2 separate regions of the Homo sapiens genome follow, and region 2 is linked to region 1. A link is a contact called in ENCODE Hi-C or POLR2A ChIA-PET data. All regions are on one chromosome and are shown on one strand. Each heading gives the region's core, a stretch centred on a gene start or an enhancer-like site at or near the end of the contact. The rest is flanking DNA. Distances are from core to core; before and after follow the strand shown.

Evidence for each region. A loop is a pair of places that touch in the nucleus more often than their neighbours do. ChIA-PET counts read pairs that join two places held with the same protein, here RNA polymerase II (POLR2A). Pooled maps may share reads with other maps.
Region 2: a loop to region 1 is called in a map with no recorded cell type, with 5 times the contacts of the local background. The contact joins two enhancer-like sites. A Hi-C loop is called at or near these places in 4 of 37 single-sample maps with no recorded cell type and 6 of 50 pooled maps. POLR2A ChIA-PET finds 5 or more read pairs at or near these places in 1 of 52 experiments (activated CD4-positive, alpha-beta T cell).

Annotation. Positions count from the first base shown.
Region 1 is chr3:114,212,993-114,215,692 of GRCh38, reverse strand. No RefSeq gene overlaps it. Among named protein-coding and RNA genes, the nearest start is that of ZNF80, 23 kb to the left of the region's middle. RefSeq lists an enhancer at 1,284-1,957. Within about 2 kb of position 1,377, at least 12 of the 41 ENCODE cell types and tissues checked have a DNase peak (open chromatin) inside an H3K27ac peak, as active enhancers do.
Region 2 is chr3:112,116,866-112,119,565 of GRCh38, reverse strand. It overlaps C3orf52 (chromosome 3 open reading frame 52), which reads right to left. Exons shown (of 6, transcript NM_024616.3): 6 at 1,356-2,700. Among named protein-coding and RNA genes, the nearest start is that of MIR567, 5.4 kb to the right of the region's middle. Within about 2 kb of position 1,250, at least 5 of the 41 ENCODE cell types and tissues checked have a DNase peak (open chromatin) inside an H3K27ac peak, as active enhancers do.

The DNA.
Region 1 (2,700 bases), core at 128-2,627:
CAGCATCTCTATAATATTCTATCTGAAATATTATACATTTACTTGTTTATTTATTTGCATTTCTACACCTTCACTAGAACCAAAATTACAGGAAAATGTGGAATGGCTCTTTCCTCAGCATCTAGAATAATGTCAAGTTCACAGTGGGCACTCCCTTAAATACATTTTGAGTGGAGGAATGAGTTTGGGATTTGAACCCATGCAGTGTGGCTCCAGTGTCATTAAGTCAGAATGGTGGAAGAGGGGCATCCTTCTCACCAGGGACTCCAAGAACTATTTGAGAATTGGTAAGGTTGGAAGTCTCCCCTAGTAAGGGCAGAGCCAAAAAAAACAAAAGCTGTTTATTATAACCCTATCTTGCCCCATCTCTGATAGGCTGAGAAACCCACGTTACACATCTGTGTTAATGTGAGAGCTGCAAAACACCCCTGTATCCTGAGAAGATGTGGTTTAACTTGACGTGTAACGGCATCCGCAGATACTATAGGGTACTTATGAGTCTTGTGTTGGTTTGCTGGTTTTTTTTTTAACTCACTAAATTCTATTTTAACAACCATGTGCTCACCCCACCTCCTGACCTAAGGTATTTTCCTTATCTGAGCACACCTGTGCTTGTTCCTAGGTAAATCTGGGCCAATGCAGAGTACTGTCTGCACTGCTTAGTTGGTAAATGTGTCTGTAGCATGACTATCATCACAACTGCCATCTGAGCAGCAGAGCCAGATGGAATCAGACCACTCATTGGTCTACTGAGGTAAGGATGGGCTTTTTAGCTCTGCTCTCTCTTAGAAACAAAAACAAACAAATCAAAAGACTAACTTTTTTTTTTTTTGCATTCACCTAGACTATTATGCCAGAACTTGCGTAAGAAAAACACTTCTTTCCGACCCCTGTAGTGATCAACTGATGCCTTCAAGCAGGAAACCTGATTGCCCTCATCTCAGGCTGAGTCTGTTTTATCAATCACAAAGTGACTCAACCCTTTTTTAAAAGCCAGCTGTGACCATTGACTCTGTGACCTCCTGTGGTGGTGAATTCAGTTTAAAAAATAATAATGTTAAAATAACAAAGCTTATTGAAGCTATTATGCTTCAATGCTCCACCCTTTGGGGGCTAAAGGAAATAAAGCAAGTTGGCCAGACCTGAGGAGTTGATGATACACATTTTCCTCCCCCAGAAGCATCTTGTAACTTGTCCCACACCAGCAGTGACTTCCCAGTATGGCGTTTCTCCCCGCTGCTCCCATCAGCAAGAGCGTGCTGACACATGGGCTGATGAGCAGTGCCGAGACTTATGGAGTGTGTCCTTCCTGCTTCGAACCTCACAGCCTGTCATCCTCTGTTGTCACACGCTCTTGCTCATTCGCTCGCTGCTCACACTAATCTAGAAGATGATCAAAGAAAAACTCCACTGACTCACCCCTGCCTGGACCAGCGCAGGGATTGGTCAAGCGTGCGCATTAAATATTACCAGATTCTAATCTATTATTTTCACCCGCTTGCTTGCTCTCTCACTCGTACTCTCTCACTTCCTCTCTCTCATTTTTTTTCAAAAAATAAATAAATGAATTCTGGGTTGGCTGAAGATTTCAGCAATGTGAGTGCTGTGCAGATGGATCCTGCTGAAGCTGGTGCTGGCTCTCTAGGGAGTAGCATGAAATGCTGGTTTTCAAAACCTGAGCAGCGTGTAAATGGCAGCTAAAAAGGAAATGCAGATTGGTGCTGAGTGTTAATTGTCTCTTCCTCTCTTCTTCACACACTTCAGAGACTGTGTGGTGGCAGGAGACAGGAAAGCAGGCCTGCCCCCTCGTGGGGTGGGCTTTTTTTTTTTTTTTTTCTCAAGCTGGACTGAGAGAATAACAACACCTAGAGTCCAAGTCAAAACATGGAATGGGTTTTTTTTTTCTTTCAAGTTTTCATCTGATGAAAGTCCGGGAGGTGGCACCGAGCTTGTAATGAAAGTAAGAGTCTGCTGAGAATGAGTCGATGAGGTGTGACACAGAAAGGGGAAGCAGGATGTCTTTGTTTTGAAATGACAGGCGATAAGCTATGGGGGTGCCTGGTGAGATTTTAGTCCATAACTAGGTAGCAACTTGTCAAATGCAGGCCCCTTAAATGCATCACAAGAATTCTCACTTGAGATGATTTCAATTCTAGCTCTGCGTGTGTGAGTGTGTGAGTGTATGCATGCACGCATAGCAAAACATAATTGAATGCCAAAAAACATTGTCATGTCCTGTTAAGGGTACAATTGTAATCACACTGGAACGAGAGCTCTAATTTCCTCCATTGCTTTCCTCGCTTAGGCAGTGACAAGGTCAGGTTTATGACCACAGCCCAGGCTCAGAGCCATTTATTTTCATCCCTGAAGACTCATGTTAGCCTTCTCCCAAGATGTTAATCAAGCAGAATCTTGATTGACTGTCTTTTCTTTTTACGTTTTTGTCTAGATGAAGTGGGGTCATTTGAATTTGTGCAGTTTTGAATAAGATGGGGGCAATAGAGAAGCAACTGGGAAAATTGACTAGCCTTTGGCAAGGAGAACAGAAGAATCTGGAATCCTTTTTTAAAATCATGAAATTCCTGTGCCCCACCTGAGTCACTGTAACCTGTACCTGCTGATGCCTCATTTCTCCATGCATTTATGAAAAGGCTGTGACTCCCTGCTGTTGTCGTGTGGTGCCAACATCATTCCAGCTTG
Region 2 (2,700 bases), core at 1-2,500, 2.1 Mb after region 1:
TACCTCATCCTAAGAAGACACGAACATGTGTAAAGGAAGGCAAATCTTCTTATTCAAATCCCACCAGTGCTTCAGGATTCGGCTTCAGTCCTACTTCCTACAAAAAAACGTCCTCTGATTATACTGACCACTCTTTTCTCTGACCACCCGCAACCCTACTGTTTCTGTTTGTTTGTTTGTTTGTTTGTTTGTTATGGAGTTTCACTCTTGTCACCCAGGCTGGAGTGCAATGGCGTGATCTCAGCTCACTGCAACCTCTGCCTCCTAGGTTCAAGCGATTCTCTTGCCTCAGCCTCCTGAGTAGCTGGGATTACAGGCGCCTGCCACCACGCCTGGCTAATTTTTAGTAGAGATGGGGTTTCACCATGTTTGTCAGGCTGGTCTCGAGCTCCTAACCTCAGGTGATCTGCCTGCCTCGGCCTCCCAAAGTGCTGGGATTACAGGCTTGAGCCACCGCGCCCAGACTGCCTTTGTTTTTGACCCCTGGGTATTTTTTTCTGCTGTTTCCTGTTTCATCTGTACTGATCCTGACTCCTTAATAAGACTAACAGCTTCTTTTCTTATTGTTGTCTTCTCCACTAGTATCCCCATAGCCTTCCATAAAACACATCATTTTTTCAAATCTGTAGAACTAAATTAAATTGAAAGGCAAAAAAGAATCAGACACATGGCTGGAATTTTTGTTGGCAGAGGAACAGGAGCAGGTTCTGCTGATATGGCTGTTGCCATTCTATCCATATCTAAGTGACATCCAGAGAAGAGCAGTTTTCTTCTCAAATCCTTCAATTATTAAAACCTCACTATGTACCAGGCATTATGCTCATCATGATGTTGTGTGATGACCAGTAGATTTATCTCCTATAGCAGAACAGTGCATTTGTAAGGGCCGTTTTTTTTCAAACACCACCAAATATGTTAGTCACAAAGGTTAGTTTTTTCCCATACCATTTGGGCAGAAAAGTCAAATCTATGGAAAGTCCTCTCTATGACTTGCAAATGGTCAAAACCCAAGACAAGGTACTTGCATCTTGGTGCTTTCTGAACAAGAAGGGAAGAACAAAACCAAATCCTGCCTCCAGACATGAACAGGCTGTTCCTTCAAGTCCAAGCCCTTTCAGATACCAAGTCCTGCCAGAGAGGGCCTCAGAGAAAGAGGAGGGGATGGCCTCTGCCTGCTCTTGCTGGAACAGAGGGGAGAACCCAGGCCGCCCCAGCCAAACTTGGCTTGATCTTATTCACCCAGAAGAGGAAGCTGCCCTAAGGGAAATGAAAAAAATTATGCTCAACACCATTTACTGCAAAAAACAAACAAACAAAAACCCAGCCCAAAGCTCAGCCAATGGGAATGCAACAACACAGATGCAAAAATAATGTATTGTAAATGTTTTTAAATCATTCTCCATTAAAATTTTTCATTATTTTCTACAAAATACAAATACACTAAGGTTCACATTTAACATGCAGAAAATAAAGAGGAAGAAGAGAAATCCACTAGTTTCACTAGTTTAAGGAACAATCACTAAAATGAGACAATGATCTATAGTACATGTATCTTCTAGTTAAATAGGAAAGCAAATTCACATTATCCAGAGTCCTGGGTCATAAAGAACTCAAGTCAAATCTAGTCTGAGGCAGACACTCTGGCTCGTGCCCGCACACAGCTGCCCTTCACACTGACTTTAACCCAGGGCTCATTTAACTGAGAGGCGAGATCTCTCACAATACAGCACAAAACTCTTTCTCCTGGTAAATTTCTTTTCCCAACAAAACAATCAGTTCCCTCACAACAGGCAATTCTGTATCTGTAGACAACCAATACAGTTGCTAATATTCCTCCTACCCCCCAAATAGCTGGCAAAAGCTTCCAAGAGTTTATTTTCAAAGAAGAGTGGTTCTTCTTGTATCACAACCATCTGTAACAGGATACACAATCATTGCCTGAAGACACTGAGTCCCACAGGAAGGTTTGTAGCACTAGGCAACAAAAAGCCAATGCGTAATATCCAGAGCAGATATTAAACAGCCTTAATGATTCTCTAATGGAAGTTTATAAAAATATAAATGGAGTGACTATCCAAAGTGATAGTAGTGTGCTCAAAACTCACAGAGACCCATATTTCCAAAAAGGTGTTCAGGAATCACAGGAACAACGAGGAGCTGCAAAATAATGAAGAAACACATAGCTCCCGTCTGTAACTAGCTATATACATAGATTTCAAAGTAACCTTGGTGGTGTTCCTAAGGCTGGCTGGCTAAGATACTCAGGTACAGGTCATGGAAGTAGACACAGAACCACACTGCTGAGGTCTTCTAAAGTGCCTTCCTTTTCTTCACAGCCTGGCTTAGAGGTAGATCAAATCGAATGGTGGGGGGGAGGAGGATGACTTCAGTGAATAATTGGCTTAGTCTTCGTAACCTGGCTGCCTGCCTCTCCGTGCTCTACCAGCTCATGCTTACGCGATCCCACCTAAAAGAAGACAGTGCACCTCTGCACTAAAGAAAAAGTAGCCCAGGTGGGTGGAGTGCTTCAAGAATAGCAGTGCCATGATCACGCCACCGCACTCCAGCTAAGCGACAGAACGAGACCCTGTCTCAAAAAACAAAACGAAACAAAACAAAAACAAACAGAATACCAGTGACCTCCAACAGTGGGACATACCCGCTGACCCTATCGCCCCCACCCTAGCTGGCTTCCTGCCT